Linked DNA regions of Homo sapiens: region 2 is linked to region 1. A link is a loop called in an ENCODE intact Hi-C map of the cell type or tissue named here. Cell type or tissue: CD4-positive, alpha-beta T cell. All regions are shown on one strand. Each heading gives the region's core, and the rest is flanking DNA. Links, peaks and the distances in the headings are about the cores only. Region 1 overlaps AOAH (acyloxyacyl hydrolase). Region 2 overlaps EEPD1 (endonuclease/exonuclease/phosphatase family domain containing 1).

What was found. Peaks named below come from ENCODE experiments on the same cell type or tissue, not always from the same donor. Only the 100,000 strongest peaks of a DNase experiment are listed, where the experiment ranks them.
Region 2: a loop joins it to region 1, with 4 times the contacts of the local background. A loop is called at or near these places in 1 of 110 quality-filtered maps.

The regions. Positions count from the first base shown.
Region 1 is chr7:36,631,104-36,646,416 of GRCh38, forward strand. AOAH (acyloxyacyl hydrolase) reads right to left here. Exons shown (of 21, transcript NM_001637.4): 5 at 6,748-6,807; 6 at 933-1,003. Among named protein-coding and RNA genes, the nearest start is that of AOAH-IT1, 39 kb to the left of the region's middle. In CD4-positive, alpha-beta T cell, for the core only: no CTCF peak of the experiment used is centred there; a DNase peak (open chromatin) is centred at 8,918; H3K27ac peaks cover 3,562 bases.
Region 2 is chr7:36,168,759-36,184,071 of GRCh38, forward strand. All of the region lies in intron 2 of EEPD1 (endonuclease/exonuclease/phosphatase family domain containing 1), which reads left to right. Among named protein-coding and RNA genes, the nearest start is that of EEPD1, 23 kb to the left of the region's middle. In CD4-positive, alpha-beta T cell, for the core only: no CTCF peak of the experiment used is centred there; a DNase peak (open chromatin) is centred at 7,323.

The DNA of each region.
Region 1 (15,313 bases), core at 4,487-12,486:
GGGAGGCTGAGGTGGGTGGATCACTTGAGGTCAGGAGTTCAAGACCAGCCTGGCCAAAGTGGTGAAACCCCGTCTCTACTAAAAATACAAAAAATTAGCTGGGTGTGGTGGTGTGCGCCTGTAATCCCAGCTACTAGGGTGGCTGAGGCAGGAGAATTGCTTGACCACGGGAGGCAGAGGTTGCAGTGAGCCATGATCACGCCATTGCACTCCAGCCTGGGCAACAAGAGCGACACTCCATCATCTCAAAAAAAAAAAAAAAGAAGTAGCTTAGTGGAGGGTAGACCCCATGCTATTTTGCCTCTGAGTCCTGTGCCCTCTCAAGACATGGCTTCACCCTTTAATGTTTTGAACAGCAGTTACCACGATGTCTAGCATAACCCCAGACTCAAAGTGGAGCTGGAATATGGACAGGAGGGTGTGGGAATTCTGGACAGTGTCTCTGCATTCACAACCCTATTCCTATGTATCTGAGCCAGATTTTTCATGTAATAGTTTGGGCGCTGTGAAAACACAGTCCCTGTCCAACCTTGTGAGTGTCTTGCACTAAAGATGCTCAGAGTCTTCTCCATGCCCAGTTGCCCACCCTGGTCCATAGTTCACATGCAGAGAGGGGCTGTTTCCAGGTGTAGTGCAGTGGGCACCTCGCTGGCAGGCACTTGCCGGCAGTGAGCCTCACTGCGGGCTGCATTCTAGCCTGGGGAACAGATCAGCTTTGAGATGCAAAGATGCTGGCATTCAGTATATTTCCCAAACGATTTTCTTCAGAGCTCATTTGTCTTTTGGTTTCTGTGCAATGTTTTGAGAAAGAAACACTCTCACCTTCAGGGATGCCTTTTAAGTGTGAAGATCATTTTGGTCATTAGAAAAGGGGGACAAGCAAAGACGTTATTACATGCTAGTGCTCAGGAAGGTAGAAATTGTATACATACAATTTAATTTTCTGGCAGATCTTGGCCAAAACCGGGAGTGAACAAATGTCAGAACCACTTCTAGAATATTTCTGGGGAGAAAAAAAAAAACAAAAAGAGAGTTGTTTAGTTTAAGGAGTGGTTCCCCACCTTCTAAAGGCCCCTCTGAACTTGAGGTTTCTGGATCCTCCTTCCTCTAGAATCCAGCCCATTTCACCTCTCTAAATTTACCTCTTGTTCCTGTCCCCACCATCCATATCCATGCCACTGCCTGTGCCTTTGCCCATCGGGCTCCTCAGCCCGAAGCCTTCCCTCCTTCTCTTCCAGCCAGCTCTTCCCAGCTTCCCAGCCACCCTCACTCTCCACCTTGTTCCAGGAGGGTCCGGCAACAGCATTCCTCTACCCAAGTGCTTTAAAAATAAAGAAGATTTTCAAACAAAATAATTCCATCTCATTATGGAAATAAAAACTAAAGGGAGAGACCAATCTGGGGTCTGGGAGGAAGGAAGGTCCCTTCCCCCACAGAGGAGAGAGGTGCACAGACCAAGCCCCTTGTGCTTCTTGAGCTGTGGGTTTCTAGACAGCGATTTCTATGAGGCTCCAGATGTGGGCTACACTAAAAGCCCTGACGTTTTACCAAGCAGTGCTTTTAGAAACATTGCAGTTTCCACAATGCTTTCCTCAACTTAAAGAAAGAGAAGAAGACAATAGGGTAGAAAAGTGAGGCACCAGCATTTATCAATGAAGGGAGAGAGACACTGGATTCCTGCCAGCCCTGAGTCCTTCGAATGGCTATGAGGAGTGTTATGGGCATTGGCGATATTTGACCCTGGCAAGAGAGAATCAGCAACCGTTTCAGAATATAAATGAGGTACTTAAGGATTTTTGAGATGCCTGCCCAGCTTTCTAGGAGGAGAAATAATCCTGACTGGTGGCCCAGCTCCATGTAAGATGTGGAGACAAAGAGGCTGTCCTTGTCCTCAGCTCTCCGTGGAGTGGAGGGCAAGGGTGGAGGCCCCAGCTCCGGGCACACCCTGTGGGGTCTGCAGAGGCCAAGGCACTAGCACGTGTCTCTAGGAACCTGGAGGAGAATGCAGATGACCCTGCAGTGAGGTGGGATAGAGGCAGGTGGGGAGGAAGAGAGACGGCCTGAGGCTTTGTGACTCAGTGCGGGCCACAGCCTTGCTAGAGATGCACATCCTTGCCTTCCACATCCCCACCTCAGGGCTGCTGAATTGAAAACCCTGGGGTGGGTCGTGGCAGCCTATGTCTTCGTAGCCCTCCAAGTCATTCTGGTGCCCACTAAGGCTTGACAACCACTGCTCTAGGTCTGTGTCACTCAACGTGTGATCACAGATGAGGAGTATTGATGCCACCTGGGAGCTTTCAGAGATGCAGAGTCTTGGGCCCTGCTGCAGACCTACAAAATCAGAATCTGCATTTTAACAACGTCCCCAGGATGCACACTAAAGCTGAAGTAGCCTGGCTCCCGGAAGAGGGAGTGCCCGAGCAGTGCTGTGGAGGTATGAGAAAGCTTGGTGTCTTAGAGGAATGCCAAACATTCCCACCTGGAGGGAGAATCGGAATGGCAGAATGCAGTGAACCATGGAAGGAAGGAGACAGGACGGGGAGCAGGGGCCTGGAGTGCAGCACTACATGTTACCCTGAGGACTGTGGGGAAGCCGTGGAGGTGTCAGGCAGAGGAATCACATTTGCGTTTCGGAAAGATGTCTCTAGGCGTGGGAAGATGGCCTGGAGAAGGATCATTTGAGATAAGAGACCCCAAGGCCCTATCTCAGGGTTTCAAACCTCGGTGCTATTGCCATGTTGAGCCGATAATAATTCAGTCTTTGCTGTGCGGGCTGCCCTGTGCACTGTGAGATGCTGGGCAGCATCTCTGGCCTGTGACCCCCAGATGCCCGCCGCACAAATCTGCCTCCAGACATTGCCAAATCTGCCTCCAGACACTGCCAAATGTCCCCAGGGTGGGAGCAAGGGGCAATATTGCCACGAGTTGGGAAGCACTGATGGGAAACAGGGCGGAGGAGGGTGATGGTGTGAAGAAGGGGTGGTTAGAAGGGTGACTCCAGAGACTTAGTAGCTGACTAAGATCAGGATTGTGGACACACTGCAAAACAAGCATCAGCATAAGCTTCTACTAAGGTAGGAGACCACTCCTCATATTGTCTTATGTCCAATTTCTGCCTCCAAAGAAAGAAACAGTAAAACCTCGAAGGCAGAAATGAAATCCACAAGCAGACAGCTCGGCGCCACACCCTGGGCCTGGTAGTTAAAGATTGACCCCTGACCTAATCGGTTATGTTATCTATAGATTACAGACATTATATAGAAAAACACTGTGAAAATCCCTATCCTGTTTTGTTCCAATCTAATTACCGGTGCATGCAGCCCCCAGTCACGTACCCCCTGCTTGCTCAATCAATCACGACCCTCTCACGCGCATCACTTTAGAGTTGTGAGCCCTTAAAAGGGACAGGAATTGCTCACTCGGGGAGCTCGGCTCTTGAGACAGGAGTCTTGCCGATGCCCCTGGCCGAATAAATCCCTTCCTTCTTTAACTCGGTGTCTGAGGAGTTTTGTTTGCGGCTTGTCCTGCTACACTACAACATTGACAGCACTTCGGAAATACAGACACTATCTGAGATCCAGAGTCCAAAGTCAGGTTGCATTTGAATGTTTGAGGTACTTTTAATATTCAGTTTAGTCTGAAGGCCTTGGTCTAATTCTCCTAACAACAGTCTAGATTTTAACACTGGTAATAGCAAACTATTAAAAATTGATATGAACAGTTTTATAATTACTAGACAAAAGGTGCAATAGAATACTATTATATAATTGCACAGCTGTTTGCTGTCAAAATTCAGCCTGATGGCTGCAGCTGTCTTTGCCATTCATTGTGTAGAAATTGGGGTTAAGTGGGTGGCAGATGATATAGGGGCCCCTAGAATTCCTCCTGGTTAGACTGAGGTTTTGATTATCTGGTCTTTTCATTACATAGTATGGGAAAGACCACCCTTCTCTTACAAAGAGAACTGAGATGGGCCCCGAGCAACATTGTATGAGTCTTGCTTGCCTATTTGCCAGCCTCCTCCTTTCAATTTGAACTTTGCTAGATAGAGACAAAATGTGGGCTGTTATTAACTCAGCAATACATTTAAAATATTGCAACTGGCTGCATCTAATCCCATCTAAAATGAGAGTCTCAAATCAGGGCTGTCCCTGGGGACAGGAGTCATGCAGCATCTTTGCTTTGCAATCTATTTAACCGGCTTCCTGAGCTTCCCCATGCACCAGGATGTCAAATGAATGCAGAACAACAAACGGGTTGAATAAAGAAAAATGGGCTGAATGGGGTAAATGGAAGGTCAAAGTGGGACAGTCATCACTCTTCTGTACACAGCCAGGCTGAAACTGAATTTCTGTGTGGCAAAGTGCTTTTCAACCCTTGTCGTGTATTATATTACCTGGGTTTAATTGGTCTAGGGTGGGGTTTGGATCTCGGCAATTTTTATAGGCTTCCCAGATGATTCTATTGAGCGGGTGGGTTTGTGATCAGGGCTGTCATTTGTAACTGCACAGGTTGTCCACTGTACGATCCCAATATCCGCATAGCCTGTGACGTAAATGGTGCTCCCCAAAGTTTAGTACTAAGGAGGCCTTGTTGAAAGCTACTGGCCTAGTAGAAAGGGTACTGAACGTGGAGATAGCTAGCTCTGGATTTAAACGTGGGGTTTCTCACCTACTAGCTATGTGGGGTGAGCACATAACTTAACCTACCCGAGACTCAGTCCTCTCATCTATAAAATGGGGCTGATGACAAAAATACTCTATCTATTTGAGAATGAAATGATTCCATAACTCAGGTGCTCTTAGATGCTCGATGCTCTGCCAAATCCATGAAATGTTCCCTCTAGGATCCTCTCATGGCCTCATTGAGATCCAGGCTTTATCTGGAATGTTTGATCTCCTTCAATAATGCATAACTGTTTTCAAGTCTGAATTCTCACCAACCGATAGGCTGTGCTGAAATGATATGGAACCTACTGAGTGCAGCTTTCTGTACCCTGGCCAGGTCTGAAGTTATATCAGCCATCACAGTGGAATTATTAATTACTCTCCGAGCAGTTTTTTCAGACACACTTATTTGCATTTTCTGTTTATTTTTGCCTTGATAGCTGTAATCTGGAGAGCAAATAAATTGGTGGAGGTTTCAGAAGAGTATTTTTATTGTTGAATTGTTCAGTAGAATTTTTTTTTTCACTTCTCGCGAGTAATTGTTGGAATCCTGCCCCGTGAATTATGCTTGCAATTCTGGTGACAGAAGTAAAAAATTGTAAAATCCTAATTAGGAGTTAATGCCAAGGCAGTTTTTGCTACTGAAGTAAACAATGCCTGGAGAATACGTTTTTAGGGGTGTGTGGAGAAGAATAAAATACCAATTGTATTGTTCTCCATTTCTGCTCAGAGTTCTGAAGGGGGTGGTCAAGAGTTTCCTGTGGTCTTTTAATATCTTATTCAACAACTTAAGCAAATTAGCTCAACGGGCTACTGTTGGCCCTTAATTATTCACTGAATTAAATAATGATTGTCAATGCAGACATTGTGATTGATTAATCAGTTATGTAGAAATGCCTACATATTGCCTGTCACTTAACATGTATTTATTGGCCTTGTTCATAAAAACCCATAGGCCCTCCATGAGCAGAGTTGCCAGATAAAATATTACACTAGATATACTAAAACACTATTCGTTGTTTATCTGAAATTCAAATTTAACTGGGCATCCCATATTTTTACTTGCGAAATCTGGCAAGCCTAGCCATGAGGGATTTTCCTCCCTTTTATTTCTATGTTGCCAAATGAATAATACCTCAAATGTAGTGTATCAAGGTGAATGATGAGCTAGCCAGCAGGGAGAAGCCAAGGACGAGGTCTTTGCCCTCCCATTGCCCATTGCTGATGGATGCTTCCTTACTGCCAGTATCTTTGGCATTGAGGATAATGTCGTGCTTTAAAGATCTACTTTTCTGCTTCCTTTTCAAATGGGCTGATTTGCAACCAGGGCCTAAGTCAAATACGTAAGCCTGCGAGAACTGATCTGAAATAAATATTCTATCTGTTGAACGAGAGTGTTATTACACAGAGGACAAATTAAGGAAACATGAATAAAAATTATGATAACTAACTCACATTTATCGAGGACTTGGTAAGTCCTAGCCAAGATCCCAGATGCTCTCTGCACTCTCAACTCTATCAGTACTGACACTGGAGGACGCTATTATCATCCTTGTCTTACAGACAAGAAAACTGGGGCTCAGTGAAGTTGAGCACCGTGCTTAAGGTCACATTTTTAGAAAGTGGAGAAGCAGGAGGATACAGCCTCCTCCAAGACGGTCTACTGGAAAGCAGCAGTTCTCAACTGGGGGTGATTTTGCCTTCCAGGGGACATTTGGCAATGCTGGGAGGCATTGTTGGTTGTTGTGACTGGGGAGGGGTGGATGGTGGTGCTGCTGGCATCTAGTAGGTAGAAGCCAGGGTTGCTGCTGAACACCCTACAAAGCCCAGGACAGCCTGCACAACAAAGGATTATTCTGCCCCAGGTGTCAGCAGTGCTGAGGCTGAAAAACCACACTGTAGTGAGAAGGCAGGAAACACAAGTGGAAGCAGTTCACATTCCTACTTCCATCCCCACGTAGCTATGGCATGTTGCAGGCTTATATCCGGAGTAGTCCTTGCCTTTGGGATGTGAAAGCCGGGGCCAGTGAGAGAGGACATGCCAAGGAAAAGGCTGGCGTTCTACGTGCTTAGTGCTTACCAGAATCGGGGACTTCTTGACAATTTGTCTTGCCTTCTGTAGTGTAAATTTCCATGTCTCCTATAAAAACAAAGTTAGAGAACATTACAACTCATGTTTTATCTTTTCTTCCTACATCTTTTCTAAAATTAGGATATTTAAAGTCCATAAGTTTTCAATAAATGAACCACTCCATAAATTTGTAATAAAATAATTCACAAGAAGGCAATTTCACATTAATAGCTCTTTTTATTTTGGGCTTTGCTTTGTGTCAGATGCAGTGCTAAGCACTTTGGAAACATTATCTTATTTACTCTTCAAACAGCCCTGTGAGATACGACCATTTCATAGACGAGGAAACCGAGATGCAGAAAAGCTAAGAGATCTCATAGGGTCTGGCAGAGAGGCAATCTGAACCTCTGCTTCCTGACCCTTCTGCTACGCTGATCTCCATAAGCAACTTATCCTGGTGTCTAAAACCCCCCAGCAGGAGGCTGTCAACAGCCTACTTGAGTGCCTTGTGCTTTGGCAGTGAAGAATGGCTGATTGTTGCTGTGCAAGCTAACACCTCATCTCTCAGTCACCTCCTCTTCCCCTGGTTGGAGATCTCCTGTCCTCTTTCAACCATTTTGAGAGCATCTAAGTGCATCTTCCAAGGGTACACACATTGCGAATATAAAGAGTTAGCTCATTACTACCAGTAATGATTGCTGTGAAACTCCAAAGAACACTGTGTTTGTCTATTTGTGGAGGGGTGGGAGAAGAGTAACCCTGGGCTGGGTGGGGAGGAGGAGGGTTTTCTCTCATCACTACTTCCCAGAGCTTTCAAACCCAACTGAATGTGCATGTCCTGGCCCTGCCAAATCCCTCCTGGGCCTGCTACCTGTACAGCCCTGAAGTAATCTGCTCAACAATTGGAAAGCTCTGTCTGCTGGCTGCTAAGAGTGCGTGTTGATGACTCAAGAGGAAAAGATGCTCTTCAGGTGGGTTTGGTTGCCAGGATGCCCTGCTACGGTGTATGTTTCTTAAAATATTGAAAGACTACTGTGCCAGTTGGTGAACAGCTGTGTCCCTAAGCCCCTGAGAGTCCTCCACTCTTGCTCTGACCACCCAGCCTCTTCCTTGGACTCTCCCAGGCCTCCTTGTGATCCGTCAACTATGGGGCCACTGTGATAGTCCCACCCAGTGGGCATCTGCAGGCTGTGCTCCAACTGCACCCAGTATCCATTCTGATTAGTTGGCAGTAGGCCAAAAGAGCTGATCCCAATCTTCACTTTTAAAACATGACATCTTTAATACAAAAGCTGCTTAGAGAATGACCCCATTCAAAAACTGACCTCATTAAATGCACTTTTGGCCTTTTCTGGAAATTCTAGCAAACCCTAAAATTCTCCTATTGTATAAATTAAGATTCTCTGGCATAGTCAGTGTAACAGACACCAGATTTTCATGCAAACTATTCTTATGGTGACTTTGTGGCTACTTTTATCAGCAAAGAGCTCATTCCCCACATTTTAAAATGTGAAGGTGGTAGTCCTCTGCCTCAATCATGTGCCCCTGCTTCTCTGTCTCAGAAATAGTCCTTTGCATTCTCAGGCCCAGTTTAAAATCTTCAGAGCCTCGCACAGTCCTTGAGGCATAGTAGGTGCTCAGTAAACATGGAAATAAAAGCAAAAGAAAATAGTTACGATATTATGTTAAACGAGGAAAATAGGCTACCAGATTTTATGCACATAGGAAAAAACCTTGCAAAGGAATATGTTATAATAATGATGGGTGATAACTTTTTCCTTTTTGCCTTTTTCTGGTTTTCTAAATTTTAAACAATGAATACCAATTCAGTAATAAATGCTTTCAAAAAAGAGCTCAATCCATGTTGTCTTGTTTCTTGTTGAAGAAAATGATGTGCTCCGTGCACTGATATGCAAGTGAAGGCCCTGGGGATCTGGTGGTGAACCCCACGGTGAATGACATAGACATCCCTTCCCTCCCAGAGCTTTCTCCCTGGCAAGGGGACTGACCTCGAGCAAGTACAGTAAACAGAAATAAGATGAAGCAGAGAGAGGGCTGAATCCCTTTGAGAGAACCAATCTCATTTTAACCAAGCTCGGTTCTCTGGGGCTCAATGTTTGTTGGGAGGTAATGACAAGCTATGAAAACAGGATGTGGCAAGTGCTGCAGCAGAGGCTGTGCTGAGGCGGGATGGGTGGCTTGTGTGTCCTCCCGGGAGGTCTAGGGTGGGTTCATCTGGATGTGGCTGGGTTTCCGATATTGGTGCACATGGGGGTGGCAGCAGGAAGCCAGGGCCGGGGCTGCAGGGAAATGCACCAGCTTTTGCCAAGGAGGGGGAGTCGAAGCGTCCAAGAGTGGGAACAGAGTCCTGATCCCAGATGGACATCCAGACTCACCCATTTACTCAGCACCCACTTCCAAATTCCAGTCACAATAACTGCTAGGAAAATCTGGGTTTCTGCTGGAAATTGGGGATGGGTAGGACCCACAAACTAGAAAATTAGAAGCATTTCTGCAAGATGCAGTTTGGGTAACATCAAATTGAAGCAAAGAGGGAGCAGTCAGGCCTTTAGCACTCTCAAAGGTGAAGGCTACATGGGGAGTGAGGGAAGGGACCCTAGGGTAGAATCCCACCAGCACCCTTGAGGCCGGGGCAACAGGGGCTTAGCCAGCACAGACAGAGTGGCTGTGTGTAGGGTGCAAGTTTAGGTGTAACAAAGATGTGGAGGCGTGCCCTTGGACCCAGGGTTGTCTGCAGCCTTTGTCTCGGCGGCACTCACCACTGCCCCTTGGCAGAGGCTGTCCCCATGTTTAGGGATGGCAATCTGGTGGTGATGGTGACAGAGTTGTCCTGCAGCTGCCTTTGCAGGTACTCTACCTAAGATTCAGAAAATGGCAATTGACTCTACCCAACAATAAAGTGAATAGTGGAGGGAAGCTCCAGAAGCCACCACTGGCTCCAACCCTGGGCATCACCCAAGGCTAGAGAAGGACCCCAGCCTGGCCGACTTGAAGCCGCTGCAATGAGGTAGAAAAGAGCCTGCAGGAAGCTCATGGCCTTGAGTAGGTGGGGAAAGGTGAGTAAGTCAGAGATTCCAGGCTCGGAATAGCTGTGCACAGGAGCCGAGGGGGCACAGGTGCAAAGGACAATGGTTTACATCACCCTCAGGGGTTGAGAAAGCTTCTTAGGGGACCTGCAGCTTGAGCTAAGCTCCTACTCAAATCCCTCTTCACCCCTAGAAAGTATACATCCTCCCTACTTTACAGCGCAGTCCACCCAGAGGTCAAGCACCTCACGTGATCACAAAGGTAGGGGCAGACTAGAGGGAGGTCTGCTCAGGAATCAGGCCCAGAGCTTTCAGTCTTCAAGACTCATGCATGGCTTTCTTGTTTACAGTGTGCCAGATCATAATAAAAATGGAGTTTCTGGCCTTCAAAACTGGCATCACAGGGATTCACCCGGGAACTGCCATTCTAGAAGCCCCCCCTCCTCAGCCCCCTTTGGATAATTTTCCAGTTGCAGCGCTGAAGTCTTGTTCCCCCAATGACTCTCAGAGCTCCTGGGCAGGGGCTTCGGGCTCTGGGCTGTAATTTTTGATTTCCCTTAACATCTTCAATAACATTGAGCCCAGGGCATGTAGGCAACAAGTGCCTGTTGACTTAAATTCACAAAATTATGAAAATGAGAAAGACTAAATAGAGACTAAGAAAGGGCTGTAATTTTCAGATATTTCCTTTGAAAGCTCGCTACAAGGGTTGCTTCCTCCTGAAGCCTTCTCAGCTTTCCTAGCTTTCGGGCCGAGCTTTCCTTTTCTGTTTCCTTTGCATTCTACATTATAACACACTCCCATGCATACATTTCGCATTCCCCCACTAAACCTCAAGCTCTAGGTAGGTGAGGACGGTAACAGTTGCCTTTATGCAACTCCCTGACCCCCTTCACTCCCTACGTTTGCACCTGCCATGCTACCTTAGAAGAAATAACATTGACTGAACAGAGGAATGAGAAAATGTCTGAAAAATACAGCCCTTTCCCAGTCTCTGTTTAGTCCTTGATCATCAGAGCACACAGTAGTATATAGCCACGGTGGCTCACTAAAACACTTCTGTCTAGAATGATTTAAGCGTCTACCCAAATCAAAGCCAGCCCAAAGTCTTCAGACAAGAGGAGAGGCTTGGGGACTACTGACTGCTATTATGGGTTGAATTTTGAATTGTCTCACCTAAATTCATATCTGAGATCATAACCCTGCAGAAGCTCAGAATGTGACCTTATTTGGAAAAAGAGTCATTGCAGGTGTAATTATTAGGTTGATGCAAAAGTAATTGCGGTTTTGCCATTAAAAGCAATAGCAAAAACCGCAATTACTTTTGCACCAACCTAATAGTTAAGCTGAGATAAGGTCATATTGGAGTAGGGTGGGCTGCTAATCCAGTATTATTAGTATCCTTATAAACAGAACACTGTGCAAAGGAAGAGAAAAAGACACATAGAGGGAAGATGATGTGAAGATACAGGGAGAATGCTATCTACGAGAAATGTCAAAAATTCCCAGCAAACCACCAGAGCTAAGAGAAAAAGGCATAGAACAGATTTTCTCTCACAGCCATCAGAAGCTAACCCTACTGATTTCTTGACCTTGAACTTCAGCCTCCATAACTGTCAGACAATTGCTTTCTGTTGCTTAAGCAACCCAGTTGGTGGTCACAGCCCCCACAGACTCATACAACTCTCGCTCTCCAGGGTGATTTTTGTTCTCGACCTTGAGCTAAGAGTAATTTGGATGATGAAAGAGCAAGGGCCAAGTGCTCATCACCATCAGTATTTTGGGCAAAGTGGTACTGTTAGTATCTGTACTCTGCCAGGCGTAAGCCACATGGGAGCCCAAGGAAAAGAAAGAAAGTACTGTGGTCAGATTAAACCATTTGGATGTGAGCAAAACATCCGTCTTCAATAGAAACTCTTTAAATATTGGTCTCTATTGCTATTTCCTATTTAAAATGATTTTGGACCATAGAGTGTTTGTGGTTTCAAACCCTGGCTTCATTAGTTACTAGTTGTAGGACCTTGGGCAAGTTACTTAAGCACTCTGAGCCTAGTTTCTTCATCTGTAAAGTGGAGATAATAGCGTTGTGAGGATTGACAAAGATTGTACTTAAAATAGTGTCTTGCATATTAGTAAGCATGACATTAGTATTAACAATAATTGGTGTTTTTATTTTGGTTTGTAATGTCACCAGTAAACAACTGGAAAGAGTATAATAATTGCAACATCAGCCTACAGAAATGTATGCTTTTTTTGAGGATCCTGAAAATCACCCTGAGAAGAAAGTATTACTGTTCCTGTTTTACAGATGAGAAAACTGAGGCTCAGAGAGATGACACAATTTAACCCAGGCCAGTCTGCAAGCACAGCTGAGATTAGCACTCTAGTTTCTAGACTCTAGTGCCTTTCCCACCACTGAAACACTGTTTTCCAAGAATGAAGTAAGCCTGAAATTTTAACATAAGCAAGAAAATATGATTGATGAGGTTTCACCAGGCCTTGGGGAATGGCAAGTGTGGCTCCCATGGAGCGAGGATGGTTTAATGCAAAAGGTCAGATACCAAGGGGAGAGGACTGGCTCTAGGTGTCAAAAAGCCACGCACCTGGGTGGAAATTCATGCAACCCAGGCACAAGCATGGTGGCAGCTATATGAGTGGTAAGAAAGGAGAAAGAAGTATTCTTCCATTCAATCATTTTTTTGTGCAGTTGTTCATTCTATTCATTTATTTTACAAATACTTACTTAGTGTTTATGTTTGATATGGTTTGGGTTTGTGTCTCTGCCCGAATCTCATGTCGAATTGTAACCCACAATATTGGAGGACTGGCCTGGTGGGAGGTGATTGGATCATGGGGGTGGATTTCCCCCTTGCCCTTCTCATGATAGTGGGTGAGTTCTCATGAGATCTGGTTGTTTAAAAGGGTGTAGGACTCCCTTTGCTCTCTCTTCCTCCTGCTCTTGCCATATAAGAGGTTCCTGCCTCCCCTTTGCCTTCTGCCATGATTGTAAGTTTCCTGAGGCCTCCCCAGCCATGCTTCCTGGTACCGGCCTGCAGAATTATGAGCCAATTAAACTTCTTTTCTCTATAAATTACCTATTTCAAGTATCTCTTTATAGCAGTGCAAGAATGGACTAATACAATGTTGTGCCATGAATTACATGCTGGGGAAATAGTAGGGAATGAGACATCAAGGCTGTTACAATGTAGGAGAGAAGATTGACAGTAAACACTGTAATTAGAAAACAGTTTAGAAAGTGTTAAGTAGTAGTTGCTATTCTCCCTCTTTTACAGATGTGGTAAACTGAGGCTTAGAGTAGGTAAATAACTCCCCCAAAGTCACAGAGCCAATGAGTGGCACAGTCCAGATCCAATTCAGACCCACTTGGCACAAAGTCCATGATTTTTCACTCTGCGCTGGGAGATAGATGTTAAACGGTGTGCTTTTTTTTTTTAAGTTTAAAAAAGTTTGGGAAAACTGAGAATGAATTCCTACCTTAAGAAAGCCACACCATGCATTCGTGTATTCAAGGCTTTGGGCCGCTTTGTGGGAATAAATATTATTTAGATTGTGCATTTCCTAAACATTCAATGGTTTCAGCCTAAGTCCATTCAGCTATATTGACTACAGTGGTAAACATACGAAGACCGTAGCGAACAGAGGATCCTCAGGGACACAACAGAATGTCCTGAGACATTTTTAAGGTATGGTGAATTGCACAGGACACATTCAGTAACTGGGCTTTCTAAGGTTCTGTGATGTTAAAGAATTGAATTCTGGTACACTTAGAAAGGAAAGAAAAATAGTGCTTTTAGGCATGAGTTTCTACAGTGAACAATTTTGAGTGATCAAGTTCTCTGTTATCAATTATAGCATCAGTAGATTTGAAAAGTACAAAATGTGCCTTTGTTCACTTCACACATTTGACAGCAGTGACAGATTCTCACAAAGGAGAAAGCCCCTGGGAAGTAAAATGATGATTCCAAATGGGCGTTTTTTATTGTCAAAGAGCATGCATGAATGAGGGGGGAGGTGGGGGTGGGGGAGACTGCTCATCTACCCCAGATCTTTTCTAAAAGTTTATTAGGACAGGTTGTTCCTCACACCCAAATTCACTGGTATAAACTGATTTTTAAAATGGAGCAAGATTTGAAAGATGAGATCCTCCAGGGATTTTATTGCCCACTGGAGGAGGGAAGTGCATAAATAACTACAGCATGAGGCAGTGTCTGTGCCCCCCACCCCAACCAAATTCTTGGATTGAAACCTGAATCTCCCTATGATGGTTTTCAGAGGTGGGGCCTTTGGGTAGTGATTAGGTCATGAGGCTGGAGCCCTCACAATGGGAGGAGTGCCCTTATGAGAAGAGGCTAGAGAGAGCCAGCTCTCTTTTCTCCACATGAGAACAAAGCGGTCTGCAGCCAAGAAGAGGTCCCTCGCCAGAACCTGACCCTGTTGGCACCGTGATATTGGACTTCCAACCTCCAGAACTGTGAAAATACATTTCTGTGGTTTGTAAGGCACACAGTCTAGGGTACTTTGTTAGAGCAGCCCTAACTAAGACAGGCAGATCAGAAAGAGCCAACAGAGAGGTACAGAAAAGGGCTTCAAGGCAATTTCTATTCAGTAGGAAGACAAAGGCAAGAAGTTTTACTGCTTACGGGTTTTTATCAAATAGTGGCATGTCTAGCCTTTGAGTGAAATTTGCAGGTCTGTTATTAAATCTGCATTCTGCTGTATCCTACAGTGGCAATTTTCCAATACTCAAGATGTAGCTCTATCAAAGCCTAATTTGGTTTTTAGGTTCTGACACTTTCCAGCTCCAATGGGCATTTATGACTTTAAATTATATGCAAAAAATGAAGTCTGTTCACTTCATTTTCTTCTTCCAGGGATGAAAAAAAAAAGGGTAAAAGTAAAAGAAAAAAGCCATTACTTTTAAATGCATCCCCTTTTATCACTGAATGCCTCTTCTTCATACATATTTTACCCTTAGCTAAATTTTCTTCTTTCCTGCTTCTAGGCTAATTTTGCATTGTATAGCTATTAGTATCATCAGAGTATTTAATCACACTCTTGCTATCGCTTCCTATTCTCCAGGCAATACCTTTCTTAAAAAAAGCGTTATTTTAAACAGCATTATTCCCACCAACTCCTTTTCCTGACATTATTATTCATTGATTTTACCACCACCATCACATACCACTCTGCTATAGAGTTCTTAAAGTTCACACCATAGAGGTTCTTCTATGCTTCAAGTTCTATACCAAACATCGTATAGAGTTTATCTCTAAATTTTGTACTAACTTTGCAAAATAGGAAATAACAGTTCTTAACTCTACTTTGTAAATGAGAAATCCAAGACCCGGTGCTGAGTGAATTTTTCTAGGCTTCACAACTAATACCATTGTTCCATTTTGACTGTTTCTTCCCTAGTATCTGGGCTCATAAACAAGCTCTCCAGTACTAGGCTCTGTGGTCTATTCTTATTTATAGTATGTTGTCTTATTCTTTACACAAATAATTTC
Region 2 (15,313 bases), core at 3,070-11,069, 460 kb before region 1:
AAAAAAAAAAAAGGTTGGGGGAGGGGGGACAGTTGTTTCCTAGCCTTTCTAGATCTAGAAGTATGAAGAGACAGATTTAACTGGGGGTAAAGGACCCTGTCCTCTTGGGGGTACTGCCCTGCAAGCGCTTTAGGAAGTCATCTGATTCAATTTGAAGATTTCCTTCTCCTCATCCCAGGATTCTGGATATTGCTTATAAATTGTATAGTATGTGACCTTTTGTGCCTGACTTTTTTACTTAGCATGATGTTTTCGAGGTTTATCCGTGGTGAAGTGTGTATCAGTATTTCTTTTTCTTCTTAATAGTTGAATAATTTTCCACTATATAGATGTACCACATTTTCTTTATCCATTCATCAGGTGATGGACGTTTGGGTTGTTTCCACTTTTTGGCTATTATGTGAATAATGCTGCTAAGAACATTCATGTACAAGTTTTTATGTAGACATATATTTTCATTTCTTTGGGGTATATACCTAGGAGTGGAGTTGCTGGAGTAATTTTTTGTTTATTTTATGTTAATTTAAGTTTAACTTTTTGAGGGACTGCCAGATTGTTTTCCAGGGTGGCTGCACCATTTTACATTTCCACCAGCAATGTATGAGGGGCTATTTCTCTACATCCTCATCAACAGTTGTTATTGTCTGTCTTTTTGATGAAAGCCATGCTAGTGGGTGTGAAGTGGTATCTTGTTGGGGATTTAAATTGCATGTCCCTAATAACTAATGACGTTTAGCATCTTGTCATATGTTTATTGGTTATTTGTATATCTTCTTTGGAAAAATGTCTATTCAGATCTGTGTGGGTCATTTTCAAACTTGTTTCTAAGCTGAAAAAATACAAGGTATCTTTGTGTTGATTTCCTTTCACTCCCTCTTCCCCTCTTCCTCGCCCCTTAGTCATGGAGTCATTGTACCAGGACATAACCTGGAATAACTGTTTTGTAATAGGAAAAAGTACCCAACATCCTACAGAAACAAACCCCGCATCTGGGAAGGAGCCTGGAGAACTTCATTTGGGATGCTTCATGAGTCTGGCTGGAATGTTCTGTCTGAACTGGGCTTAAACAATGTCCTGGAGAAGTATTTGGTGTCCTCTGGTTTTCACACTGAAGTTATGCATTTTTGATGGAAGTTTAGCACTTTTTTTATCAAAAGCCAAAATATAATGGATAGTATGCCAGGTGAGCTTTAGAAATTTCATCAAAATAACTCCAATGAGAGGTGAGCTCTGGCAGTTTCATCACAATATCTGCAAATCACAGGCCCTTGGGCCAGGAAATAACCTTGAAGGAACACCTTCCATAGATTGCTGCCGGCATCCACAAATGACATTTTCTATGTACGTTCAAAATTATGTATTTTGGCCGGGTGCGGTGGCTCGCGCCTGTAATCCCAGCACTTTGCGAGGCCGAGGCAGACCTGAAGATCACCTGAGGTCAGGAGTTCGAGACCAGCCTGGCCAACATGATGAAACTCTGTCTCTACTAAAAATACAAAAATTAGCTGGGCATGGTGGCGCATGTCTGTAATCCCAGCTACTCAGGAGGCTGAGGCAGGAGAATCGCTTGAACCCGGGAGGCAGAGGTTGCAGTGAGCTGAGGTCGTGCCACTGCACTCCAGCCTGGGTGACAGAGTAAGACTCTGTCTCAAAAAAAAAAAGTATATATTTTGTATATATAAAATGTTTATTTCCTGTTCTTTTAACTCCTGCTGTGGAGAGTTAAGTCATTATGCTCTTCTCTTCATGGAACCCTGTATCAGTCATTGCAGGGACCTGCTTCTCTTTGGTTTCATGTTAAAAGTGTCTTTTTTTTTTTTTTTTCAGAGCTCCCCTCAAGAAAGATTAAATTATCTTTTTTTCTTCTTCCCCCTCCCATAGATTCCAAGTGCAAAGTATTACATATATGCCCTTAGACATCGCCTTTAAAAATATGTCTAATCTATAAAAATGCTGTGTTCTTAAGATTTCCAGCTAGTTTTGGCTTCTGAATGTTGCTTGGTCATTCACCATAGATTACCTGTTCATCCCCCCGACCACAATGGAGATCCAGTCCAATGTTTAAGTGTCCTTATTACCATATCATTTCTGTCTCCTTCCATCTTATCTTCTCACTCGGAGTAGAATAGTTTTAGTTCATTTTACTTTTTTCCATGCTTCTTTTGTTTTGTTTTGTTTTGAGGCAAGATCTCACTCTGTCACCCAGGCTGTGGAGTACAGTGGCCTGATCACAGCTCACAGCAGCCTCAAACTCCGAGGCTCAAGCAATCCTCCTGCCTCAGCCTCCCAAGTAGCTGAAACTACAGGTGTGCACCACCACACCTGGCTAATTATTATTTTTTTATGTAGAGAGGGAGCCTCATTATGCGGCCAAGGCCGGTCTTGAACTCCTGGGCTCAGATAATCCTCCCACCTTGGCCTCCCAAAGTGCTGAGATTACAGGCATGAGCCACCATGCCCAGCCCCATGCTTCATGTTTTTCAGGTATAAATCAATTTTGGCTGTACGCTAAACCTCAGATTTTCAAGGTATACTCTGTGTGAATAGATACACAAAAGAGTGGACCCAGCAGAAAAGCCAAAACTCATGTTGCTGGCTTAAAACAAACCAAAAAACATATATGGTGACTCTAAATTGTAAGTGTTTAAAATTAATTTCACTTGTACAAAACAACTCCAGCAGTAAGTCAGACTTTATCAGGCTTTGAGATCAAAGCCCTTGGAATTATCTTTCATAGTTCAGACATCATTGATTGAATCTTGTTTTACTAAATCTTTCTCGCTTCTCACATCTCCATGGATTTGTATGTGTCTGACCACAGACATATGTCTGTACGTGTCTCCACCCACAGAGTGTCTGAGTGTGTGTGAATTATAAATATACCCATCTTTCAAAATAGATCTTTATCTTTGGTGTTAATTGTGTCTTTGCTTCTTCCACTTTCACAGTGAGTAAGTATAGTTGGGAAGTGTACCTATATATACAGTTGGCCATATACTGCCTCTCACTCATTAATTGTAAGCTCTTCTCTGTAGTTAGTTTCAGCCAAGCTTGTTGGTAGCTGGCATCTGATTCAGTTTCAAAGCAACCTGCCTGATGGCTGCTAACATCAGAGTCAGGTGCCATGACCTTGGTGTTTTACATAGTTCAAGACCAAACTGTGAAGTTCATTTTTGATGTCCAGGAGGGGACTTCACTTTTTATATGAAATATTTAAAACATAAAAAAATGCTTATAGATGTTTATGTTAAATATTTATACATACAATATAAATAATACTTGGGCCCTTTTTCTCTGTCTTGTCAGTGTATTTCACTTTCTTGGGGACTCAGGGCTCTTCTGTCTTACTGTGGTGTTATGATATACACTGGTTTTTGTCCACGATTCCTAGCTCATAACTGCCATATCCCTAGTTACAGTCTTTTGTTATAATGTTGGGCGTGTTAAGCCTCAGGAAAGTAGAATCTCTCTTCTGCCTTTCTTTCACCTGCCTCAAGGTAGGACTCTAATCTTCCCCTCCTTTTTGATTGTGGGTCTTTTCCTAAGACCCTCCCCTGAGAGGGGCCTGTCTCATACCCTGAGAGAAGGAATGCTTTCATAGAAACCCAAGAGGACTGGGTTCGAGAACTTCCAGATGGCTGAACATGTGGAGGTTCCTAGAGGGCAGAGACCCAGGGAGGGCATGGAAGCTCTGTGCCCCTTCTGCCGTACCTTGCCCTATGCATCCCTTCATCTGTATCCTTTCCAGTATCCTTTATAACAAGCTTGTCCAACCCATGGCCTGCAGGCTGCATGCAGCCCAGGATGGCTTTGAACACATCCCAACACAAATTTATAAACTTTCTTAAAATATTATGAGTTTTTTTTTTTTTTTTTTTTTTTTAGCTCATCAGCTATCATTAGTGTTAGTGTATTTTATGTGAGGCCAAGACAATTCTTCTTCCATTGTGGCCCAGGGAAGCCAAAAGATTGTACACCTCTGCTTTATAATAAGCCAATAAACCTTAAGTCAGTGTTTCTGTGAGTTGCTTCAGCAAATTAACCAAACCCAAAAAAAAGGATCATGGAAACCTCAACTTGAAGCCAGTTGGTCAGAAGTTCTGGAGGCTCAGACTTACGACTAGTGTCTGAAGGCTGGGGGGTGGGGAGGGCAGGGGGATTGGGGGCAGTCTTGGAGACTGAGCCCCAAGTGGGTGGGGTCTGGTACTACCTCCAGGTAGATAGTATAGAAACAGAATTGGAGGACACCCAGCTAGTGTCTGATGCTTGGTTTGTGTGGAAAAAACACTACACATTCAGTTACTGACATGGTTTAGCTCTGTGTCCCCACCCAAATCTCTTCTTGAACTGTAATCTCCACATGTCAAGGGAGGGACCTGGTGGGAGGGGTTTGAATCATAGGGACGGTTTCCCCCATGCTGTTCTCATGATAGTGAGTGAGTTCTGATGAGATCTGATGGTTTAAAAGTGTTTGGCTCCCAGCACTTTGGGAGGCCAAGGGGGGCGGATCACGAGGTCAGGAGATTGAGACCATCGTGGCCAACATGGTGAAAGCCCGTTTATACTTAAAAAAAAAAAAAAAAAAAAAAACTTAGCTGGGTGTGGTAATGTGCACCTATAATCCCAGCTACTCGGGAGGCTGAGGCAGGAGAATCACTTGAACCCAGGAGGTGGAGGTTGCAGTGAGCTGAGATTGCACCACTGTACTTCAGCCTGGCGACAGAGTGAGACTCCGTCTTAAAAAAAAAAAAAAGTGTTTGGCAGTTCCCCACCCCCAGCTTCTCTTCTGCTGCCATGTAAGACCTGCCTTCCTCCCCTTCCACCATGATTGTAAGTTTCCTGAGGCCTCCCCAGCCATGCAGAACTGTGAGTCAATTAAACCTCTTTTGTTTATAAATTACCCAGTCTCAGGTATATCTTTATAGCAGTGTGAAAATCAACCAATACAGTCACAGAACTCTTCTGTGTTGATTGTTGTGGTATGAGGGTAGAGGAAGAACATGGCTTGAGAGAGTTTTTTCTGTGTGTACCCACTGTCATCCTTTTAGATCCCTTTCTGTGCTTGGAAAATGTCCTTCCTTATGACACATGGTGGGCAGCAGAGTCCACCACCCAGTGGGAAAAATACAAATGCAGAGATTCACTTTCCAGCATCCTTTGCAGCTAGGGTCTGGGCCCTACAGGTCCGTGTAATCATCCTGATCTCTGATGGAGAGCCAGTGGCACCAAAAGCTGAGGGACTATGAAGAGCTCAGTCTGGCTGTGGGAATAGTTTATACAGGGCTGAGTCCTTGGGATGGCAGAGACTGTGTGGCTGGTGGCAGTAAGTGGTGGCCAGGGCTGGTGCTGTTGGCTGCACAGGCTGTGGCACTGGGGGCTTGGGATTGCTGCAGTCGGGTCCTTACCCGACCAGTTCTGGGGCATGTTTGCGTCTTGTTCCCGATTACCCACGCTTACCTCCTTAATATCCTTTTAGCAAAGTACTTCTCTGCTTAAATCAAGCATTGTTGATTTCTGTTTCTTGCAATTAAGAATCTTAATTGATACACCCTGATACACAGATTCTGGATCAGTGGTTTTAAAATTCTTTTCAGGCAAGGAAGCCTTTCATTAAATGAAATCTTATGAGGAAGCGTAACACATGATGCTGGTAAAAGAGGTGCTGCTCTGCATTAGGGCCCTGGAGGGAATGCTAGTGCATAAAGCATAGCTGTAATCCATTGCCCTGGACATTCTGTGATCCTGGATCAATTACTGCCTCCCTACCCATGTTACACAGGCCCTGGTCTCCGCCAGGCAGCTGCTGGATGAGGAGGGGTTGATGTTTGCTGCTAGTTCTAAATCAGTGTGTATTTCCAGAGCCCTTCATATGCTGTTTGTCTCCTCCAAGACACCGGCCTTCTCTGCCTTCTGATCGCTTTCACTGGGTGAATGGTGACATACCCTCCTGTGTGCAGGCCCTGTACAAGTGTGGATACCTGGATCAAAGAGATTACATGCCTCTTAGAATCCTCTTCAAAATACCAGTCCATTTCTAAGATTAAAAAACTTAGCAGTCAACTAATCAGTAAGGGCTGATATTTGCCCTGTTAAAAGAAAGACCTTAGCCAAATTAAATTTAATAGAGTTTAATTGAGTGAGGAACGATGCCCAAATTGGGCAGCCTCCCAAGCCAGAGTAGGCTCAGAGAGACTCCAGCACAGTCATGCAGTGGAAGACGATTTATGGACAGAAGGAGGAAAGTGACGTACAGAAAACATTAGTGAGGTACAGAAAGAGCTGGATTGGTTACAAGGTTTGCCTTATTTGACCATGGTTTAAACCGTTGATCCCCTTTGACTGGCAAAAACTCAGTGATTGGCACAAGACTAGGTTACAGTCTATTGACACCTCCACATAGGTTATAGTTCACTGTGCACAGAGAAACCTTTAGGCTGAACTTAAAATATGTAAGGAGGCAGCTTTACACTAAACTTGATTTAACAGCCCTCACAGATAAAGTAGGATGTGCTTTGCAGCAGGTCTGCCATGGCGTGATCATAGCTCACTGCGGCCTCGAACTCCTGGGCTTAAGTGATCCTCCCACCTCAGCCTCCCGAGCAGCTGGGACCACAGGTGCGTGCCACCACGCCTGACTAATTTTTAAATTTTTTTGTAGAGATGAGGTCTCACCATGTTGCCCTGGCTGGTCTCAAACTCCTGGGTTCAAGCGATCCTCCCACCTTGGCCCCCAAAAGTGTTGGGATTACAGGGGTGAACCATTGTGCCTGACCCTGACTTTTTTTTTTTTAATTTGAGATTATTAGAGTCACATTTAGTTGACATTTTGGGCCAGATGACTGTTGTAGGGGCTGGCCTGTGTTTTGTAGGACGTTTAGTGAATCTCTGGTTCTATTCCCTAGATGACATGAGAACCCCACCTCCCTTCCTGGGTGTGACAGCTCAGTGTCTTCAGACACTGCCAGATGAACATGCTCTTAGGAGCAGAATCATTCCCAGTTGAGAGCCGCTGCTCCAGAGCCATTTTAAAGGTACAAGGAGCGGTGCCACCACTGTGGGGACCGCAGCTGGACCTGACAAATTTTCCTTGGCTATAGTAGAAGCCTCAGACCCTGCAGCCTTGGCTGAACGGGGAGGAGGTGAAGCCAGAGGGGCTGAGCAGGTCACTGCCGGGTCCCTGTGAGGTGATGACTCTGTGTGGCCTCTCTGGGAGAGCTGAGAGGCTGCAGGCTGTGGCGTGGGCCCTTTCAGCCCTGAGTGAGCCGTGTGAGTAGAAGGCAGGTCTGAGGAGGGGAGGCCCAGGGAACCCTCGCCCTCCCCTGCCTCTCGCTGGGACTTCCTGAGTAAAGGAGGAACTTGGGAGCCACAAGCAGATCCACTGCCCTGGTGATGCAGTGGGGGAAAGGGTGGGGCCTGGCCTCTCAGGGCAGAACCTCTGAGAAAGGCCCCTGGGAAGGAAGATTCCTGAAGAGGATAAAGCCAGGCCTGCTGGTGGTGGCTGGGGCGAGGATGCTCAGTGCGTTTGGAAGACAGCAAATCACTCCAGGAGTGGCCTGAAGACAACCCTCTCCCTCACAGTCTGCCGAAGAGCAGAAGTTTGGAAGAAGCAAAGAAGAGGCAGGGTTTCCTACCCCTGAGCCTCATTTTAGGGTAGGAAAATCAGGTCTCATGGGAGCCTCGTGAATTCCGCAAGTTCTCCCATGTAACGGATGTCGGAATAAAGTTATTTCGGTTCAGATGCTATGTCGTAGCGCTATGATAGCTGTGAACATGCAGGTAAAGTATTCTCAGGGTTGGTGATACTCAAGCACTGCTGTTTGTACTTCTGTAGAGGAGTTTATAATTTTTTCTTAGTAATGACTCCATAAAACAAAAATGAAAGTTTCACTGGAATAAAGTGTTCTTTTTGTGTACAGAGAAACATCTATAATTAAAAAGATAGTATATTGACTTCAGATCATGCTAACTTGATATGCTTTTGACTCTATTATAAATACGATCCTAGATAAACCACCAATGCCAAAAGCAGAATAAATCCTTTACGGTGAGGAAAAAGAAGTGGGAGGGAAATAACATATGGCATAAAGTTATACAAACTAAAAATAAAGCTGCCTGGTTCTCCTCAAGTAGCTCTTAGGTACTTTGAATGTCCTCAGTGGAAGGAAAAATAATAAATCCAAACATGATTAAATGTATGTGGACTTAAACTGTTATCACACACATTTTTAGAGACAGAAAGCGGATCTGTGGTTGGGGCCGGGGCTGGGAATAGGGATTGACTGCACTCTGGCACAAGGAAAATGTTTTGGGATGATTGAAATGTTCTAAAATTGGATTGTGGTGATGGTTGCATAACTATAACTTTACTAAAAATCATTGAATTTTACACTTCCAGTGGATAAATTCTATATGTAAATTTTATGTTGCTGAAGCAATAACAGAGTTATTGCTGTGTGCTTTAAATGACATCTTACTTGAGGTTTTTTTTTTTTCATTTTTAAATGTTTTGCAATTTCAACTTTTGTTTTAGATTCAGGGGGTGCATGTGCTGGTTTGTTACATGGGTATATTGCATGATGCTGAGGTTTGGGGTATGAATGACCCCATCATCCAGGTAGTGAGCATAGTACCCAGTAGGGAGTTTTTTCAACCCTTTCCCCACTCCCTCCCTTCTAGTAGTCCCCAGTGTCTCTTGTTCTCATCTTTATGTCCATGTGTACCTAGTGCTTAGCTCCCACTTATAAGTGAAAACATGGAGTATTTGGTTTCTGTTCCTGCGTTAATTCACTTAGGATAATGGCTTCCAGCTGCATTCATGTTGCTGCAAAGGACATGATTTCATTTTTTTTATGGCTGTGTAGTATTCCATGGTGTGTAGGAACCACTTTTTCCAATTCGCTGTTCATGGGCATCTAGGCTGATTCCATGGCATCTTATTTGCCTTAGCTGTTTTGTTGTTTGTTTGTTTGTTTTGAAACAGAATCTCACTCTGTCACCCAGGCTGGAGTGCAGTGGTATGATCTCAGCTCACTGCAACCTCCACCTCCCAGGTTCAAGCAATTCTCCTGCCTCAACCTCCCGAGTAGCTAGGATTACGGGTGCGCACCTCCATGCCCGGCTATGTTTTGCATTTTTAGTAGAGACGGAGTTTCACCATGTTGGTCAGGCTGGTCTTGAACTCCTGACCTCAGGTGATCCACCTGCCTCAGCCTCCCAAAGTGCTGGGATTACAGGCATGAGCCACCGCGCCTGGCACCTTCACAGTTTTTATGTCTCAGTGTTTCATTATTGCTTCAAGTGTCTGACTTAAGGTAAGTCATTTAAGCCCTCAGGGCCTCATCTTCTTCCCTGGAAAATGGAGGTGACAGTGTTCCTACCTCAGGAAACTGTTGTGTCAGTTAATAGAATAAATAAGTGTAAAGCACTTGCACCACACCTGGCTCCTAGTGTCATCACCACAACTGCCATCCCCGCGGTTACTGTTCACTGTCACTTTCTTCTCCAGCCTGGCCAAGGCCAGGTCTCTAGTCCAGGCTCACTGCCCAGCCTCTCCTAGCCACACGCTGCAGTAAAGGTGGAATTCTGAATGAGAGCTGAATCTTTCTGAAAGCATTGGGGCTCCCCTATGCTTTAGGTGAGTTCAGACTCCTCTCGGCCACGGGGGCCCTCCCCCTACACCTGGGCCCCTTCTTGGTCTCCTCATCTCATGATTCCTCCAGCTGTCTCTAAGCCCTTGATTCTCCTGCCATTTGGAAATTCTTCCAGATTTCATATGGGCTTTAACTGGGACAGTCTTCCCTCTCTTCTGCCAACCCTTGCTCTTCCTTTAGGTACCAGCATCGTGTGGCTCTTGGAAAAGCCAGCCAGGAGTGCATGATAGGCCCTGTCTACTTTGTGCCCCCTCAGGAGCCCTCCAGAATTGTAATTACCATGAACACCTGTGCACCATCATGAGTCCCATGAGGCAGGGTGTGCTCTCCTGCCCTGCACTGGTGTGGCTTCCAACTGTGCCTGGCACAAGGTCAGGAGCCCTCGAAGGTAAACTGTGTCTCTAAGGTGATGAGTTGCCTTCCTGTCTTAATTGCTCCAGGGAGATAACTTAATCCAAGGCCATGTTCAGTTAATTTAGAAAAGCCTAAAGTCTAGAACCCTTTCTCTGAGTCTCTGTTCAGGAGAATGTTCCTTTATGAATTCTGGGGATTTGATTTAAACTTGAAAAGAGATTATGGCCTTGGCATTTGGCGGGATGGTACTTTTCCAAGGGGAAGAAAATAATAAAAGAAATTACTGTGAACCATGTATTAATTTGCAAACCAACTTTTTCTTACAGAGTTCCTCTTTATTTTTCCAAACATGTATTTAAAAGATACATTTGAGTGAAGCAATGTCCTGGCTTTAATCTGCGGGATTTAGTGGTTTACTACCCCCAGTGGTAACCAGCCTTTCCTTTCCCTGACCACTAATGGGCTGGTGGGAGCTGGTGGTTCCCACAACTTCTATTTGTGTGTATGTTATCCCATCTTTAAAGATTTCTAGTTTAGCTGCATTTTATAAGGTGTATAATATTATGTCAGTACTTCTACATGATTTATCAATAAGTAATATATATATTGGGGTTACATGCTCAAATGCTATAAAGATGGTTGAAGTTGTGATGCATTATTTTAAAATTAGGAATAGGGCTGGGCACAGTGGCACACACCTGTAATCCCAGCACTTTGGGAGGCAAGGCGGGAGGATTGCTTGAAGCCCAGGAGTTCGAGACCAGCCTGGCCAAGATGGCAAGAAAGGACCACACTGTCTTAAAAATAAAAAAAAGAGGCCAGGTGTGGTGGCTCATGCCTGTAATCCCAGCACTTTAGGAGGCCAAGGTGGGCAGATCATTTAGGCCAGGAGTTCGAGACCAGCCTGGCCAACATGGTAAAACCCTGTCTCTACTAAAAAAAAAAAAAAAAAAAAAAAAAGTTTTCTGGGCGTGGTGGCGCATGCCTGTGAGGATAATGATTACGTAGAACTGTATCTGTACAGTGGTTTGCAGACTGTAGAAATCAGCATGAGCTCTTTGGGATGAAGGGTTGAGCCCTTCGGCTCGGCCTCCTCAGCAGTGTTGCTGGATGCTGTTTGTGAAGCACAGTTACCTGAGTCACCCGAGGAGCCTTAAGTGTGTCCCCCACCCCTGGCTTGCACTCTCAGGATGCCCTTCACTGCCCTGAGTGGGGCCGGGGTGGGTGTTGAGCCTCCCAGCTGATTCCAAGCGTGGCTCCTCCCCAGCAAACTGAGCCGTGGCTCCCAGACACCCACCTGAGGGACTTGGATACAGCATGCAGGAGCTAGAGAGCAGTAAGAAAGACTCTAAGAAGACTCTTTCCACCAAATTAAGTTCATTAATAAAGGAATTAGGTAATTGGCATGGGATGTTTAGAATAACTAGCTGATACCGGGAGAAAGCGATGCGGGGGAAAGGTAACACCTCCTGTGCGTGGGCATGAAAGTCACTTATCTGATCCCCATTTGTCCTCATTGGTACCAGATGTCCCATCCCATTGTGTCATTTCTGTGTGGCTTACTGGGGAGGCAGAGGGGATGAGGCAACAGCTGTTTTCTTCCTGTCTCCTTCATGCCCTGCCCACACTTTCATTCTCCATTCTGGGGGTAGTGGAAGGAAAGGCTGCTGCTCCCTTCCCAGAAACCAGGGCCATCGTGCCCCTCCTTGGCCTTACTGTTGGAATACTGGGAATCCTGTGACTGTACCCACAGCTGCAGTCCTAAAGCAGGGAGGTAGGCAGGAGAAATTTTATTAAACATGCTTGGAACACATTCGTGATTGGGGGTGGGGATTGTGGCTCTTAGGGCAGCCCTGGGAAGTTTAGGTGACTGAGTATTTTAGGAGTCTGCACATGTCTGCCTGGATACCTCATGAATGCCAGCTCATCCTCAGATCCCAACTTAAAATCCCTTCCTCTGGGAAGCTGGTTCCAATTCTGGACTGGTCGGGCTCCTTCCCTGCTCTGTGCCCGCTGGGACAGTAGTCTTCAGTCATACATCCACTCAGCTCCACCCCAAATCTGTCCCTTGCTCTGCAGGCTCAGGCCCCCCACCCCCTCATCATGCACCTGGACTTCTGCATCAGGGTCCCCCTCAGTCGGCTCCTGGCCTCTCACCTCTTCCCTGCTGCCGGCTCCAGGGTGACCTGGACCACCACCCCACACTTTCACTGCCCCCAGCAGCGTTTCTTAAAGCTGGGTTGGATCTGTAGAAGGATTCCCCAGGGTGCTTTTTTGAGCTTCCCCAAGACCTGCTAGGGCTGACCATTGTAGGTAGCCTGGAGAATGTGCATTTGACAAGCTCCCTGGTAATGCTGGCAAAGGCAGAAGTTTAGGGACCACTGAGCAGGGTCCACCAGGCGGTTCACAGTCTCCTATCCACGCGCTGTCTACATCTCATGACTCTGTCCCATGCCCTGCACACCCCACCCGCCACACCCCACTGCCTTGATTTCCCCTCACGTGCCTCTGTTCCCTTTCACACTCGGAGGGCTGTGGCTGTGCTGTCAGTGTGCACAGATGCTGTTGGGTAGCCCTCCTGGCTGTGACTCCCTTCTGGTGTCCTGTGCTCACCTCTGTGTTTGGTAGCTGTGGAACTCAATGCCCATCCCAGAGTCAATCATTTTGACTTAAGACAAGCGATTATATCTTTGCACTCCTAACATCTGTCTAGCACAGCCTGACACCTAGGAGGCAGAAAAAACAGTTTTGAATGTGCGAGTTGAGTGTGGCCAAAGTGAGAAGCACCTGGAGTTGGCCTGTATTCTGTGGCTCCCTCATGTGCCTAGCCCCCAAACACTGCCCTCATGTTACAGGGAAATGTGGCAAGTGAGGATATAAAGGTGTAGGAGATAAAGAAATATGGCAACATTATTGAAGTTAGGAACCGTCTGGATTTTGTCTTGGTGCTTCCAAGACCTCAGCATCACGGAGCAGTGGGTTGTATGAAGTTCAAGGCTCCCTTTTTCATGGAAAATTACAAGCACATTTATTTTTAGGTCCCATGTCCCTATTTGTTCTTTCTTCAACTCTTTGTGTGGCAATGTTAACAAAGAGGAGGAGGAGAGAGGGCAGCATGACAGGACAGACTTGCCCCATCTGTTACTCCTTCTCCAATATCACCAGTGAAAACCAGGATTCCCCAGACTTTTGCCATCCCGGTTCCCATCTGTTGCGTTTCTTACCATTGATGAAAGCCATTGACAAGAATAAAAGTGACTGATAAAATAATAGCATGGGGGAAAGTAAAATCTACAATATGCTTCTGGGAATTTGTCTTACCAGCGTGGATAAGGTTGTGCATCGCAGCGTTGGTTGTGGAAACAGTCTGTGTGTCCACTTAGACTGTAGTCCAGCCACAAAGGGGGACATTCTGCAGCTGGAACAGAAGGAAGAGAAGGCCCACATGGAAAAATTTCTGTTCTATAGTGTTCAGAGCAAAAAGTAAGGTACAGAACAATATATATCTTCTTTGCATTTTTGTGTAAGAGAAAAGTAAGAATATATATTTGTGTTTATTTGTAAATAATTGAGAGATCCTGCGTAGACACCAAAGAGCCAACACAATGGCAGTCCATGGTGGGGGCACGGGGAGGGCTGGGACAGTGTGGGAACCGGATTTCTCAGAGTGCCTCTCTTTATAGTATCTTGATTTTTTTGAACCATGTGAATATCTTACCTTTCAAAAACTTATACAGAGGTTAAAAACAATATATAAAATATGATTTTTAAGTTTAAAGTTACATAAATAGCCTGATCATTCTTTTGTCATTAACACCAAACCACTCGCCAGCGTTTGCCCCGCCTGGGGCCCCGCATGGCTTTCATCACAAGCTTCTCATTTCACCTCTACAAGGAGGGTGTGGACTTGCCCAGTAATGCACAGCTGGAAAGCAGGCAAGTCAGGATTGGAACTCCTGATCTCCATCTTGGGGATTATAAAACGGAAGCAGAGCAGAGGGTACTTCCTTTCAGTGATGGACACGGGACCAATTCACAGATGCAGGCACTAAAAACTGCACCTGTGAAGTTAAATCCAGTATCTTGGGTCTTTTCATGCTTTGTAAAGTTGTGCTTCATGTCTTCAGGCTCTTTAGGGTATCTGCATCCAGTTAGGACCCGGTGGTCATCTCATGTGACCTTTGACCCCTTCCCTTTGTGGAAAGCAGTAGCCATGCACACCCTGTAGCTCTGGGGTCAGGTGAGCAGGGCCAGCCTGGGTGTCAGGGCAGCTCAGGCGGACAGGGCTCAGGCAGGCTTCAGAGTGGAGAGCCAGGAGGGCGGCCTCATCCCTAAGCCCGGCTCCTGAGGCAGCTCAAAGACCAACTGTTCTAACTGTTCACCCACCAACTTTGAGCAGCTGACTGTGTAGTGTTCCTGAGTGTCTTTGCTGTGTAGACGGCACGCATGTATCATCATGTTCTCCACGAGAACCAAAACCCAGCTCTCTTGGCACAGGTTGTGTACTTGGCTAATACAATTTAGTTGTGCTCCTAGTAGAACATAATAAGGACCCGGTCAGTCTGAGCATGATCTCTTTCTGCTGAAACGTGGTCACGTCTCCCTGTGAGATCAGCCTGACGAGAGGGCTCCCTGAGCTGCCTTTTCCCAGCATATTGGAGAGCTGCACGCCCGGCTTCTGTCACAGGAAACCCCAAAGCTGCTGCTACTTGTGCTGTAGGGATGTTGTCAAAACTGCCAATCTGTTTGTGAGCTTCACACCTGATGGGAGAACTGCTTTGTTCTGAATAACTATTATGTTTTTGTTTGTTTTCCTCAGACTCAAAAGTTTTCCACAATTGTGTACCTTTCTGCTTTGGCTGTCTTAAAACACAGATTTGTATTCCAGTGTTGATACTTGTAGAGGCTTTGTATTCTTTTTTATTTTTATTTTTGGAGATGGTGTCTTACTTTGTTGTCCAGGCTGGTCTCAAACAATCTTCCCACCTCAGCCTCCCAAAGTGCTGGGATTACAGGCATGAGCCACTGTGTCCCGCCAGACTCTGTATTCTTGACAGTGTTTCTCCCTGGGCCCACAGCCTTTCTGTTTTATCCGGATTATTCCTAGCCCTCGTTTTTTTTTTTTTATTTTTAAAAAAATGTGTGTTGTTGTTTATTATGTTTTCTCACAAACAGCCGCAAATTCTTTGTGGAATGAATCTCAATATAAGCAAAGGAGCAAACTTTGTATCTTAGGTTCTTCTGGACTTGATTTTTTTAGCTTTTCTCTTGTGCAGGGATCAGCAAACATTTTCTGCAAAGGCTCAGAT